2 separate regions of the Homo sapiens genome follow, and region 2 is linked to region 1. A link is a loop called in an ENCODE intact Hi-C map of the cell type or tissue named here. Cell type or tissue: Caco-2. All regions are shown on one strand.

The links. Hi-C counts contacts between places; a loop is a spot of excess contacts. Peaks named below come from ENCODE experiments on the same cell type or tissue, not always from the same donor. Only the 100,000 strongest peaks of a DNase experiment are listed, where the experiment ranks them.
Region 2: it touches region 1 in a loop (7-fold over the local background); 5 of 110 quality-filtered maps call a loop at or near these places.

What each region holds. Positions count from the first base shown.
Region 1 is chr7:156,513,099-156,521,098 of GRCh38, forward strand. The region is part of intron 2 of RNF32-DT (RNF32 divergent transcript); the gene reads right to left. Among named protein-coding and RNA genes, the nearest start is that of LINC00244, 23 kb to the right of the region's middle. In Caco-2, no CTCF peak of the experiment used is centred here; a DNase peak (open chromatin) is centred at 3,533; H3K4me3 peaks cover 777 bases.
Region 2 is chr7:156,761,086-156,769,085 of GRCh38, forward strand. LMBR1 (limb development membrane protein 1) reads right to left here. Exons shown (of 17, transcript NM_022458.4): 6 at 2,584-2,710; 7 at 2,023-2,091; 8 at 1,049-1,113. Among named protein-coding and RNA genes, the nearest start is that of RNF32-AS1, 110 kb to the left of the region's middle. RefSeq lists an enhancer at 4,093-7,072 and a silencer at 4,126-4,328. In Caco-2, a CTCF peak has its summit at 3,186 (motif pointing left); DNase peaks (open chromatin) are centred at 3,146, 5,116 and 5,756.

The DNA.
Region 1 (8,000 bases):
AAGTAGATAGAACACCAGCAAGATCATAGAAGACTTGAGCAACACTGTCAAACAACTGACATCTGGAAAGCATTCCACTCAACAACAGTAAAATATACATTCTTTTCAAACACACAGGGAACATTCAACAGGATAGACCACATCCTGGGATAAAGCAATTCTCTATACATTTAAAGAGACTGAAATCATGAAGAGTATGTTCTCTGACCACAGCAGAATAAAATTTTAAATTAAAACAGAAAAAATATTCTGGCAAATCCCCAAATATGTGGAAACTGCACACACAATGCTTATACATAATCAATAGGTCAAAGGAGACATCATAAGGAAAACATATCTGGAACAAAATGAAAATGAAAACACAACATACCAAAATTTGTGAGACGTAGCTAAAGTAGCATGCTTACTGCTGACAGCTTAAAGTCTATAGTCAATGATATGAAATGCCATTTTAAGAAGCTAGGAAAAGGTCAAATTAAACCCAAAGTAAGAAGGAAAGAGATCATCAAGATAGTGTAGAAATCAATGAAATGGACAAAAGGCAAGCAATAGTTAAAAATCAATGAAGCCAAGAAATGGTTCTTAGAAAGATCAATAACATTTATAAACCTTTAGCTAAGTTGATGAAATAATATACATACATTATCGCTGGATGTAGAAAATGGAAACAGTTTTGGCAATTTCTTATTAAGTTAAACATACACTTACCAACAAACCCATCAATCCCACTTCTAGGCATCTACCCAAGAAAAATGAAGAAATACGTCCACATTAAAAGTTTTATGTGAATGTTCGTAATAGCATCATTCATAATAGCCAAAAACTGGAAAGAACCCAAATATCCATCAACTGGTGAGTAAACAAAATGTAGTATAACCATGCAATGAAATATTACTCAGCGATAAAAACAACTCAACTCTTAACATATGCAGCAGCATGGGTGACTCTACCATGTCATGCCCCAGAGGGAAGCCAGTCATGGGAGACTCCATACTGTATGATTCTCTTTACATGAAATTCCAGGAAAGGTGAAGCTATCGAGGGAGAAAGCAGGTTAGTGATTGCCAGAGGCTGGGGTAGGAGCTGGAATTACCTGCAAAGGGACAGGAGGGAATTTGGGGGGTGATGGAAGTATTCTGAAACGTTATTGTGGTGGTAGTTACAGGACTTCACATCCATCAGAACCCAGTGAATAGTACACTCTAATGGAGTGAGGTGCATTTTAGGTAAATTATACATCAATAAAGCTATGGGTGTGTGTGTGTGTGCGTTCACGTGTGTGTGGGAAAACCCCCACATTGCTTACTTAGTAAAGGACACTTGTGCTGGGAACCCGGGGCCTCTGCATCCTGGCCCTGTATGGTCCTGTCTCACTCACCTGCTTACCCATTTTTGTCTTCCACAGACCCATTCATTTGGTAACCACAGACATCTTATGCTTTTCAACCCTAAATGGTTTACGTATCTGATCCAGTGACTTCAAATCCCATTCCACCGTCTCTACCCATTCAAACCCCAGGACTTTGTCAAGACCATTCCCATTCTTTGTCCTCTGTTCCATGTCCCGCCTTCCGATGCTCCTCACCCTCCCATCCGCCTCTGCTCTCGGACCTTCCAGAGCTTGGAGCAGCGTTTCCCTCCTTCGAACATCAAGAACAACCTGTACTTACTGTGTTGCTCCTCACTGCGCACCGCGTGCCATGGTTATTTGTGTTGATGTGTTGGATTTCCCTTGCAGAGGGGTTGCTCAAGTAATTATTGTCGTAATCCACATAACACTATCACATGACTTTGCAGACAGAAGACACTTAATAAGTATTTGTGAACAAGCTTTTGGGGATGCCAGCTGCGTTACCTCCTTCCTTCAGTGTGCTTTTCCATCCTCCCAAAGTGCAGAGTATTTCATGTCTCTCCTAGTCCCACATATTCTAATAGCTCAGAGCTGAGGACTTTCGACTTCTAACAAGATTAGAAGGGCCTCGAAGTGCAGAGCAGGGCTTTCATGTGTGGCCCTGCTAACTCCCAGTGCCAGTCTTCAAGATGAAATAGACATATTGCATCGAGTGAAACGGTTGTTATGCTCGCCTCAAACAAGCAGGACACAGATGAAAAAGAGAATACAGAAGCTATTTTCCTAGCCATGCCAAATCTCTCCACTGTGCCTCTCTTATGTCAATTTCATTTCAGTTTGAACCCCAGATGTTTTCCCAAAATTAACACTTTTTTGTTTCTATTACATTGGCTTTCCCAAGAAATCATTCACAGGGCATTATTTTTACTAATAATTTAAAGGAAAAAATTAACTTGCCCAAATTCTTGGGTGGGACAGTAAGGTTTGGAAAATTGAAAAGTGAGTTTGACAGTTTGATTCCTTCAGGCTACCGATGCTCTCTAAGGGGCCTTATAATTATTAAAGCTTATTCTTCCCCCACAAAAGCCACCAAGAACAGTGTGAATCACAGGCCTGGGAAGTCAGTGGCAGTTTGGGGTTTCCTGAGTCCCTGAGGGAGAGGAGCCCTTCCCAGAACAAACCAGCGGGGTCCAGAGCTACGTCAGATGAGGGAAGGCAACAGAAACTCCATAATGCGCGAAGAGTCAGACAGGATCAAAGTAAGAGTGTTCTCTTGCATCCGAGAGACACTTCCCCCAGACCCCTAGGGAAGGAGAGCTGGGAATTCACACTCCATCCCACAGTCGGTATTCCCACAGGCTGCTGTGTGGGCCTCTCGCAGCTGGGGACACAAGTTCTGGAGGCCATCGTCTGGCTCACATCCTGGCTCCTGTACTTCCCATCTGTATAACCTCAGGAAGGAACTCGGTCTTGACTCAGTTTCCCTCTAAGAAATGGGGACAATGACCGTGCTTAACCCCACTGGGCGGCTGTAAGACATGCAACCATCTTAGACCAGTGCCCGACACAAAGTTGGCACTCCATAAACGCCACATGCTAATGCTGCCATTACTACTGTTCATGCTCACATTAGTGCTTGCCATTCTCACTGCACTGTATAGGCTCACCCAGCCTCATCGGGACCTTTGGCACCAGCAGGAGGTTCCACGCAGACAATGCCAGGCACAGCTGCAGGCAGCACCCACACTGGAGCGGCCCATGGGGCTTTTTCTATGAAGATTCTGCTGCCCAGACCTGGAGAGGCCGGAGAAGCCGAACCCCACCAAGAACGCTGTTTTCACAAAAGCCGTTTGCCTTCACACTGGGTGGCAGCACATGACACTAACTCATTCAAGGTCAGAGCGACCAGACTCTCAACCCTTATTTTCGTTTGCTTGTTCGGCTTTTTTTTTTTTTTTTTTGCATTCCATTTTGTTGACATTTCTGTTGGACATGACCTTAGGTTGACTATCATTTCAGTCACTCACGACACTGAGCGTCTAAAGTCCACAGTCCTTTTTTAAACCGTTTCTACTCATTCACTTGCCTTACAACTCCACAGCCCGCCCCAGGGCTCTCCAACCAAAACCCTTCCTGGCCCCCTCCATCCTAACAAAGCCTGAGTCGAACACGAAAGGAAGATGGTCGCTGAAGCGAAGGGGAGTCATTTGTGTCCGTTCCATAAATCAAGACTGTCGCCTTTCGAAAAGGGGAGGTGTCGCAGTCTGACAGCCTGATCTGTTTCTAGGACGGCGTGTTTCCAGGAAATTCTGAGCACATATATATGCAGGGAGCAGTCATCGTTTTCCTCCTGTCCAGCCTTCTGCCTCCTGCTCCTCCTCTAGCTGCCTCCCTTGTTTCCAGGCTGGAGGTTCAATCCCTCTTCACCATCCCTGCTGAGGGAGGCTGTGTAGCAGGCTGTGTACGGGAGGCATGTGAGAGAGGCTATGTATGGGAGGTTCATGAGGGAGACTGTGTGAGGGAGGCTGGGTGAAGGAGGCTGTCATGGAGGCTGTGTGAGGGAGGCTGTCTGGGAGGCATATGAGGGAGGCTGTGTGGGAGGCTGTTTGGGAGGCTTTGTGGTAGGCTGTGTGAGGGAAGCTGCATCAGGGAGGCTATGTTGGGGAGGCTGTGTCGGGGAGGCTGTGAGGGAAGCTGTGTGAGGGAGACTATGTGAAGGAGGCTGTCATGAAGGTTGTGTGAGGGAGGCTGTGTGAGGGAGGCATGTGAGGGAGGCTGTGTGGGAGGCTTTCTGGTAGGCTGTGTGAGGGAAGCTGCATCAGGGAGGCTGTGCTGGGGAGGCTGTGAGGGAGGCTGTGTGAGGGAGACTATGTGAAGGAGGCTGTCATGTAGGTTGTGTGAGGGAGGCTGTGTGAGGCAGGCTGTTTCAGGGGGGCTGTCAGGGAGGCTGTGTGAGGGAGGCTGTGTGGGAGGCTGTGAAGGAGGCTGTGTGAGGGACGCATGTGAGGGAAGCCCGTGAGGGAGGCTGTGTGAGGTAGGCTATGAGGGAGGCTGTGTGAGGGAGGCTGTGTGAGGGAGGCTGTGAAGGAGGCTGTGTGAGGTAGGCTATGTGAAGGAGGCATGTGAGAGAGGCTGTGTACCAGAGGCCCATGAGGGAGGCCATGTGGGAGACTTTGTGAGGGAAGCCCGTGAGGGAGGCTGTGTGAAGGAGGCTGTGTGAGGGAGGCTGTGTGAGGGAGGCTGTGTGAAGGAGGCTGTGTGAGGGAGGCTGTGTGAGGGAGGCTGTGTGGGAGGCTGTGTGAAGGAGGCTATGTGAAGGAGGCATGTGAGAGAGGCTGTGTACCAGAGGCCCATGAGGGAGGCCATGTGGGAGACTTTGTGAGGGAAGCCCGTGAGGGAGGCTGTGTGAAGGAGGCTATGCGAGGGAGGCTGTGTGAGGGAGGCTGTGTGAAGGAGGCTGTGTGAGGGAGGCTGTGTGAGGGAGGCTGTGTGAAGGAGGCTGTGTGAGGGAGGCATGTGAGAGAGGCTGTGTACCAGAGGCCCATGAGGGAGGCCATGTGGGAGACTTTGTGAGGAAGGCCCGTGAGGAAGGCTGTGTGAGGGAGGCTGTGTGAGGGAGGCATGTGAGGGGGGCGTGTAAGGGAAGCTGTGTATTGCAGGCCCATGAGGGAGGCTGTGTGGGAGACTGTACGAGTGAGGCTGTGTGAGGGAGGCTCACCAACAAGCACACCTCTGACGGATTCTGCCTGTGGGGCAGGCAGGAGGCCATGTCCTTGTGATGGCCGCAGTCACCACGTTCATGGCGGTGCTATTCACAATGGCCACATGTCTGTCAGCAGAGGAACACACAGGCAAATGGTGGCTCTCCACACCATCCATCTCAGACATCAATAACAGAATATTTTATGAATGTAATGGCCTGGTGGACACCCCAGAGGGACTTCAGAGCCATAATGAGCTCTTGGATTAAAATGACCAGGAAAAATGAACTTCAGATGAAATACTTGTTGTAGTTGAGTAAATTAACAAAATTTAATTAACTTTCAATACACAATGACACCGAACAATATCAAAAATATACACTAAGATGATGAGAAAGATAAAAGCCTCTGTGCATATTTGAAATGGCCACAACCTCTCTGACCCACACCTCATCTACCCGCACGTGCTCCATCCCCACCTCTGGAGTATGGGCAGGGCCTGTGACTGCTGGGCCGACATGAGGAGACAGAAGTGATGGCCCAGGTCTGGGCCCAGGCATTAGCATGACGGCAGCGTCCACCTCCTTCTCACAGAATCCTTGCTCTAAGGGAGGCCAGACACCATGTGAGGCCCTTGGCCACCCAGAAACCACCATGTGAGGAGAAGCCCCTGCCAGCCAAGTGGACAGGCTGTCTGGAGGGAGCGAAGTCCCTGGCCAGCCCCAACTCTTCCAGCCACCCCACCCTAGAGGACAGAGAAGCAACTGACAAAGCTTCTAAGACGTTCCAGCACCCGAAGCTGCAACTCAAGAGGAACCAAGAGCCAACAGGCATGAGCGAGGCTCCACAAGTGACCCCAGTGAAGCCACCCCTGACCCATCCGGCTACTTGAGCCGCCCCAGCAACCACAGGGCAGACACCAACCAGCCCTGCTGCACCTGCCTGGACACCTGGACGCCTGGACGCCTGGATGCCTGGCTCACAGCACCGTGAGCATGATAGGTTTGTCGTTTGATGCCACTGGTGTTGGGGTTATGACACAACAAGAGAAAACCAGAACAGATTAAATCTGGGCTACAGAGTTTCTACATAGAGGGGCTGAGCGGCAGCCATCCATTTGCAAGAGGAGACGAAGGCAATGAGTTAGGATTCGGATGGGCGTGGTAGGCCCGCTGTTTTTCGGATGTGCATGGTAGACCCTCTGTTTTGCCTACATGGCAGGCATTCACCGTCCTTGTGCAGGGATGACGGTGGCCAGTGGAGATCAAGGGAGGTGTCAAATCTCCCCAACATAAATGTTCTTTGAGAAGACAGATGGTTGGTAAATGCAAAGCTAATTGCTCGTCAGGTTCCTGGCTTTTTATGTATGAGGTTCCCTTTGTTTCTCTTTCTCTGCTTGTTTTCCTGTTTGCTTTTGGCCCGTTACTGAAAAACAGATTGCTAAGTAATAAGCAGAAGAACATAAATATGTCTAATATTTTTCTTACAAATATTTTTTAATCATCTCACTTGCATAGTTACTTTCCCAAAACACCTGTTAGCCTCTCACAGATCACTCCCCTCTGTGAAGCATGGTTTGGGAAATGCTGCACTTAAGTGGTCAGAGAAATTAAAGAGCCAGTAAGAAAGACATGGAGTGCTCCAGAGAGATGATGCTTAATGAGGAAGAAACTCAGAAATGCTTCAGAGAACAAAACCAAGGAGGATGTCACAGGAAGAACCAGGAGAACAGCACAGTAAGGACCAGAAAAATATCACAGTGAGGCCCTGGGGGACATCACACTTGAGACCTTGGAAGAAAACATAGTAAGGGCCTACAAGGACATCACAGTAAGCCCAGGAGGACATCATAGCAAGGACCTAGGAGGATGTCATAGCAAGGACCTAGGAGGACGTCATAGCAAGGACCTAGGAGGACGTCATATCAAGGACCTAGGAGGACATCATAGCAAGGACCTTGAGGATGTCATAGCAAGGACCTAGGAGGATGTCATAGCAAGGACCTAGGAGGATGTCATAGAAAGGACCTAGGAGGATATCATAGAAAGGACCTAGGAGGATGTCATAGCAAGGACCTAGGAGGACATCATAGCAAGGACCTTGAGGATGTCACAGCAAGGACCTAGGAGGATGTCAAAGAAAGGACCTAGGAGGACATCATAGAAAGGACCTAGGAGGATGTCATAGCAAAGACCTGGGAGGACGTCATAGCAAGGACCTAGGAGGATGTCAAAGGACCAAGGAGGATGTCATAGAAAGGACCTAAGAGGATGTCATAGCAAAGACCTGGGAGGACGTCATAGCAAGGACCTAGGAGGACGTCATAGCAAGGACCTAGGAGGATGTCAAAGAAAGGACCAAGGAGGATGTCATAGAAAGGACCTAAGAGGATGTCATAGCAAAGACCTGGGAGGACGTCATAGCAAGGACCTAGGAGGACGTCATAGCAAGGACCTAGGAGGATGTCATAGAAAGGACCTAGGAGGACGTCATAGCAAGGACCTAGGAGGATGCAACAGTAAGGTCCTAAAAGGACAATGTGGTAAGGACTAGGAGAACATTGTAGGAAGGACTTACGCAGCAAAGAGTATGATGAGAAAAGAACAAAACAACAAACACATCACAATTAAGCACTATTGATCACTTAGTTCATGTCAGTGAACTATGTAAGCCCATTCCATACACCACTTCAAGGGACAATCATGGAATAACATTCCCAATTTACAGATAAGGCAAGGAAGACTTAGAGTATGGTTACACTTTAGTCTAGGCCCATAGGCCCCTCCTAACCTTCAAGCCCCGGTGCTGAAGAAGGGGAAGGGGAGTGGCAGGAGGGGCTGATTTTCCAAAACAAAATGTGTGTGTGTGACAATTCTCTCTGGATCTATAGAAAACATAAAGGGATGAGACAGGAGGATAAGGGTGCCTCCGGTGTGGCCTGCAAAGAT
Region 2 (8,000 bases), 250 kb after region 1:
CAGAATGCATAGAGCCTATTCAGAGCACAGCAAGTTCGCTCATGAGCTAGAGTGACAGTAAACACAGGGACAGCTAGAGGAAAACTGAGTGTGGACCAGGCTGTGAAAGGCTTTGTAACATGTAAGTAGTTTACTCTTGAGTTCATAGGCAGTGAGGATCCATGAAAATAAGTGACAGATTTCCTAGGGGCAGCTAAGAAATCGTTTTTATATAATTAAATATCTGACAAAATAGAGACCAAAGAAAGCGACAAATCATTAGAATTACAATCAACTGAAAATCATTTAAAAACTAATATATAGTGTTTCTAAGATGAAAGGTAAAGTATGCTTCAATTAATCGAGACACAATATGCAGACAAATTTTCAGAAATATAACCATTTTGTAAATTAAAGCATACATGTAAATTTTGAAACATAATAGAGGTACTTTTTGATATTAGGCAATGGACACCTAAAATACCTGTAAATATTTGTAAATTTTGTCCTAAAATTTGCTAGAGGAATTTTTACCTATGCACCTATAGTTAGTATTTTAAAAGCAAAACCAAATTTGGTTTCCAAAGACTGGAAATTTAACCAAAGTTCTATTAAACAAAAAACTTAATAGGCCAAGTGCGGTGGCTCACGCCTGTAATCCCAGCACTTTGGGAGGCCGAGGTGGGCAGATAACGAGGTCAGGAGATTGAGACCACCCTGCCTAACACAGTGAAACCCCGTCTCTACTAAAAATACAAAAAAATTAGCCGGGCAAGGTGGCAGGGGCCTGTAGTCCCAGCTACTCGGGAGGCTGAGGCAGGAGAAAGGTGTGAACCCAGGGGGCGGAGCCTGCAGTGAGCCGAGATCGCACCACTGCACTCCAGCCTGGGCGACAGAGCAAGACTCTGTCTCAAAAAAAAAAAAAAAACTTAATAAAACAACAATTTGAGTGATAAACATACAAAACATATTCTTCTTCTATTTCTAAATGCTAGCTCACAATATCAAAGACAATCAAATGTAAACACATTTATTTAATAAACAAAATGATTTATAATTAAATACTTACTGTTGGCTTCACTAGCAACTGACCCATCACTGTGAACATACGAGAAAGGCCAACTGGTGTACACACTGCAGAAATAAGATCACCAAAAGACAGAAAGCGACATTATAGAGCTTGGAGAAAGAGATAAACAACTAGACTGTAAAAATAAGGGAAATTCAAGGATTATCATTTTAAGAACATTCTTCTCTCCAACTGAGATTGTCAGTGTTTTGTCAGAGAACTCTTCACCATCATCAATAAAGAAGCTAGAGGGGCCATGTGAGCAGGATAGGTGTAATTAGTTATGAAAGATATGTGACAACAAAAAAAGGCTTAGAATAATATTCAAGATTCTAGCAGTTGAATAATAATAAATACTTTTGCTTAAAATAAAGAAAAATTAGCAAAGAACAGGTTAAATTTCAAGTATTAATAGGACTGAGAAACAAACAAGAATATCTAAAGGTGACAACCATAGTCTTAAGTCCTTTAAACTACATTTATCTACTTATCCCTGAGATAGGCTGTGATGCTTCAAGTAAAACAAAACAAACTTTTAAAAAACCACAAACTTATCATACATAATTCTACCATTTCCATTTAAAAGTAGAATCTAGCATTATGACAGGTATGGGGGTGAGGCTATAGCATGTGTGTATGAGTGTGCACATGGTTTGTGTGTCAGTGTATGTAAGTATGACTGTATATGAGTGTGTGAAAGTGTGTGAGTGTGAGTGTGTGTGTGTGTGTGTGTGTGTGTCTGTCCGTCTGTCTCACTCTACAACCCAGTAGAAGAAGCTTTCCTTAGAGAACAATAAAAGCATCTTATTATTTCAAAGTTTCCATTTATCAAAATTTATTTTGAATAAAAATAGTTAAGGCGAACTCAAAAAAAATCCAAATAGTTAAGAAATCTCATCAGAAAACTTCCCTGAATTTTCCAGAATAAGGACAACTCTACTTTTCTCTTAATATCAAGTCTGAAAAATACTTACAGAGAAGTAACAAACATCCCATCAATGATATACAGGAATATAAATAGGGTAGATAGAACTCCCAGAGATCTATTAAAAAAAAGTAAATATATTTTAATAAATCCAAAATACTGCACATTAAGATAGTCAGTCTATCTTACGATAAGATAGAGGCTGACTGTACCTCATGTAAACATTGTAATTGCCTATTTTAGTTTATTAAGCCATATAATTTCTAAATTGTACAATAAAAAGATCTAAAATAGAAAACCAAGAAGTAACCCTTTAGCAAAACCTGTCTGGAGGGAGAAAAAATGTCTCCACGGAATTTGAAGAACAGAAACCAATTAACAAAAACAAAAAAAAAAAATCTGAAAAGCTGCTTACTTGTTCTTCACATATAAAATAAATAAAACTTCATTTTTAGATAAAAATATCTAAAGATTTCTTAATTCTGTAAATTAACATCAAACATCTTTGTTAACTACACAAAGATTTAAATGTTTTTAAAATTGAGTGTGTAATTATATCCCAAACTACAGTTTCCAGTAAGGAAACTGGTTAAAACAAGGAAATCCATACCATATAAAGATTCCATGCTTGCGGCATCGTTGTCAATGAGTGCTGAAGCTACCCACACTATCCCAAGAATGAGTAACGCAAGAAGAAGAAGCATGACCAAAGTCTCTAAAATGCGGGCTCGGATTCCCTGAAAAATAGAGTAGAAATATAATTTTAGTATTTTACTTCATTTCATGAACAATAAGGTTTCTGCCTATATGAAAGCATAAAATAATCCCTTGGAAGGAGAGGAAATTTATATTTATTAAAAGGAAAAAAACACTAGGTACTTATGGTTTACAATGTTTAGACTGACTTTTCAAATTATGGAAAATATTATTAAGCTTGGATAAAACACAAAAAAAATTCTTCATAAAAAACATCTGCAGAGCCATTTTTAACAATTACTTTCCTAACACTTTCCACTAACAAAGCAGATTAATGAATTTCTATCCGTGATTCTAATCAAGGGAATAGAAGGCTAATTATGGCACAGAGCCAAACAGTTCAGTGAGCACTGAACTTGGTGCGCCACAATGCTCCGAGCTGCTGGAGAGCGCCGGCTCTCTCTAGCATGGACTCTGGTGCTCCTCACAGCCTCCGGAGCCCTCTACTGTGCCGCTGAAGAACTGTCCATTGTAATCCAGCATTATAAACTATAGAGATACTGCTTTTATCAGTTCTATATGATGCTTTTCTTCACATTATATAGAATTTTCATTAATCCATGAGACAAGAATATAATAATATAATCATTATGCACAACTTTGTTTTAAATGTAAAACAAATTCTGACTTCAGGACCAAACTAAAGGCCAGACTTTTAAAACTTAAAAACTGCAGGATAAGACAAAAAAAGAAACCGCTTTTACTCCCCAAAAAATCACCCAATGATTGAATCTGCACCTATAAGTTAAAGCATCATATTGATATTTTGTACTGCAATGCACTAACCTACAATTATCTAACACAACCAACAAAATTATAAATACATCCATATTTCTCAATAAATTATGTTATCTCATTCCACATTTAACATAAAAATATGAGTTATAAAATTCCAAAACATACACTTATTTCAATTTTGTCCTAAGTATTACTTTCTAGTTTCTGAATTGCAGGAATAGGATGCATTAAAATCACGGCACCCCAGTTCTTCAAATTCAATAGAAAGGAAAGAAAACGTCCTAAAAGCATGGAGAGGTATACCTAGCCCTAAATGATAACCTCTGAGGTGAAGTGACTTTTTCTTACTAGTCCTTCAACAATATCGCAGACTTACCACAAGGCTGCATTTGGCAAGTTTAAAACACTTCCTCAAATCTGAGAGTCAGCTCACCTTAAGTGTTCATAGCATGGGAGGCCAGTGAACCAGAATGAATTAGGCTTGTATTTTAACACATGAGATCTCATAGTAAGTAGCTATTAATCACAGGAGATGAAATGTGAATAGTCACAAAACACACTACTACTTTACTGAAGAGTCCTTTGAACTTCCACTTCACAACTTTCAAACTATTTAAGATGCTGATATGGTTTGCCTGTGTCCCCACCCAAATCTCATCTCGAATTGTAATTCCCATAATCCCCATGTGTCGTGGGAAGGACCCAGTGGGAGGTAACTGAATCATAGGGGTGGTTTCCCCCATGCTGTTCTCATGATATTGAGTGAGTTCTCATGAGATCTGATGGTTTTATAAGCGTCTGGCATGTCCCCCGCTGGCACTCATTCTCTCTCCTGCCACCCTGTGAAGAGGTGCCTTCTGCCATGATTGTAAGTTTCCTGAGGCACCCCAAGCCATGTGGAACTGAGAGTGAATTAAACCTCTTTACTTTATAAATTACCCAGTCTCAGGTATTTCTTCATAGCAGTGTGAGACAGAAAACAGACTAATACAGATACCAAAACATAATCTACCACCTTTAACAATGACTTCTCTCTTCCTTTCTTCCTCCTCCCCTCCTTTTCTCTCTTTCTAAAATCCTTTTTATTACACACTAAATATTTTATGGAAAGTCTATCAATAAACAGACAAAAGGAGATAAAATTATATCTTGCACGTTTATGCAGATTTGTTCTAGCGTTTGTGTTACACTCTCTCAATCCTGTCTTTCCCTGCCTCCAACCAGCCCCTAAGAAATATATGAACTAAAGAGTAGGGCTCCCAAAACAAATAACACATGCATTATACCTGTAATATACATGAGCTAAACAGTGTTAATAGTGTCTGAAGTGTTACAATATATGAACTACACAGTGTCAGCTCCTTGGAACCATTTAAAACCCACTGTCCAAAAGAAGTTGTCATTGTAATGTTAAATAATTATAACACTGTAACAATAATTTTTAGGATGATAATCAGTGTTGGGAAATCAATCACCATAAAATTTAGACTTCCTTTGATATTCTGGTAAGAACTATTTCTTAGTAATTAAACTTGTTTTCTTCAGGTATGTGCCTGGGTGCTGGGAGACAATCTCCACGGCGCTCTCACATTTCTGTACATCTCACAAGCAGAGGCAGGGACAGACCTTATTTGGAACTGTCTTCTTAAGGTCGTACAGCAGATGGCCTTGGGATTTAGAGATAGTGTATCTCTGAAGCAAAGGAGAGGTTTGTTTACTGTCTGGTAGCACAATGTTCACCTCCAAGCAAAGGTTAGACAGGGTTGCTTGCAGCCCGATATAAATATGGTGGGTTCCCCAGCTGTGATACAGGCCCACTGTGGGGCTTGGGTTCAAGGGCAACTGGCACCAAAAGGAAGCTTGTGCACTCGGTTATGTGCTGTGCATAACCAAGTCCTTTGTCTCTGACCCAGACATCTCAGGTTTACAACTAGCATCCATGAAACTCGGAGACTAACTTGTTAGTTTGCAAGCAGAATAAAATCTCAGACTTTTCACAGTTCTTGACGGTTTTTGGCAACAAGGATAGGGGACTAATAGATGGCTTTCTGGAAAAGAAAGAGGAGGGGCCCATGCAGATTGGCTTAAGGGATATGAGAAGACTCCTGGGATCTATTAATAGCAGTGAGTGTGCTCACCCAAGTGGTGGGCAAGCAGGAGGAGCAGGGACCCCAAGCAGTCCTAGCTGCTGGTGACAGTCTGCAGGCTGAGGTAAGCAGTGAGGCTGAGCCCACTGCTGGCTAGGTTGTCACTCCCTCTCCTCTGAGCGGAAGCATGAAGGAATGTCATCATGATGGTGTGAACTGTGAGCCATGCAACACCAGGTAAAAGGTCCTGTGGGTACAGCTGCTATTTCAAGGAGTCCCAAAGCTGAATAAACAGCGTCAGGAATGAGGCTGTAGACCAATGCCTAAACTGATGTCATTACAAATTTGGTTGAGCCATGAGTAGCCACTAGCCACTCAAAATGAAACGCGCCTTGCTTAACGGTGTGGGCCAGTCGCTTTTGCCATGCTCATTCAACTGTCCTCCCCCAATTCTGACCTCAGATGCTTAGGAAAAAAGATGATGGGGTAAAGTGGGGGTCTCCCTGTCCTTCAGGGGTGTAAAAGCCGTACAGACCCCCCTGAGCATGCAGGGGAACTTTAGGAAGCAGACGGACTCAAACTCACGGCTCTGCTGAGTACAGGAGCCCACGTCACCATCCTACCTGGTCCTTCACAAAGGACTGTGAAGTGACTGCACGGAATTGTTGGTGAACAATGACAAATTTTTTCTAAATAAAGAGAAATATAAATAACGATATATATAGTTATAAACTAAAATGCAATGCCAAAAAATATTTTTGAAAGATAAATCATTTAATAATTTTTTATTATCTTATACATTAAGAAGTGACATTCAGATGAGAAAAAAAGAGTTAAAGAAAAAATTCCATTTTAAATAGGGGTCATTTAAAACGATAATATTTCACTTTTTACTGACAGCAGAGAAATTAAAGTTAAATAATGCTACTAAAAACTTAAGGTTACCACTAATCTTACTAGTATCAAAATAATAAAACTAGTAACAGTAATAGTAACTAGTATCAAAAGTAATATTACTAAGATACTAGAAAACAGAACAAAAATGTAATAGTTAATATAGTAAAAAACAGAAAATCAAGTTTAGCAAAATATAAACATAACAAAATATATAAAATACGAAAACAGGAAATGATAAAAACCAAATATATCTACTATAACTATATATGCAAATTAGGTCAAAAAACACAATTAACTGTCTAAGACCTATCAAAACGAAAGTGATACTAAAAAAAGTGAAAATGATTAAAAATTATTGTTTAATTTTTTAAAAATGTACAGGAGTCTGGTTTAAATACAGAAGAATGCAAAACAAAAAACATTAAATGGGATAAAGTAGGACATTTCATATTGAAGAAATTTACTATCCACTATATTATTATGTTCTATTTCTTTAGATTAACTGGTGAGTACATAGCGCTTCATTGTTATTATTCTTTATACAATATTTAAATAAACAGAAAACGAGGCTGGGCACAGTGGCTCACACCTGTAATCCCAGCACTTTAGGAGGCCAAGGGGGATGGATCCCTTGAGGTCAGGAGTTCAAGACCAGCATGGTGAAAGCCCGTCTCTACTAAAAACACAAAGATTAGCTGTAATCCCAGCTACTTGGGAGGCTGAGGCAGGAGAATCGCTTGAACCTGGGAGGCGGAGGTTGCGTTGCAGTGAGCCAAGACTGCACCACTACACTCTAGCCTGGGCAACAGAGTGACTCGGTCTCAAAAAAAAACAAAAAAGTAAATAAATAAATACAACAGAAAACCTTTATTCATTATATTTAGCATGTTTATGCAAATTTGATAAGAAATTCATTTAGAATTTTAAAAATAAAAAATTCCTAAGTATGCCTCCATTGTGATGGGCTGCCACCACTCAGTGAATACCATCAGCTTCTGATGCAGCCAAAGGTCAGAGAGCCCAGCCTCGACATTAGGAGGGCTCAGGGGATTGAGGGCCTAACTGGGTGGTTTGGCTTCAGCAGTGGATTAGGAAATAGGGTTTCCCCCAGGAGGTATCTGCCACTTTTTCACATGAAACCTTGATACCAGGTAGCGCCAGGCAGGTTGAGCTCTGGAAGAGACCATTTTTATTTGGCTAGGAGGCCTGTTAAGCTTCTTCCATTTTACTGGACATGGAATCTAAATTGTTCCACCCCAGAAGAGGGATGCCAGGCTAGAGAGTCACATGGCCCCACAGGTTGGGTAATCCATTTCAACAAGAGCTGAGCAGCAGATTCACAGCTGTCCTTTCTCAGGAGTCCACTCGGAGGCAGTGGCAGGCAGGAGAGGCACCTGCTATTTTAGGAAATGGCCTCCTGGAGTATTTGTGAGCTATTAAGTCTCTCACAAAAGCTGAGATATTCGCTTCTCCTCCTGGGGCCCTATACTGTTTATATTGGGCCAAAGGGAAGGCACAGTCCCTGAGGCCAAGCTTGCATAGTATGATC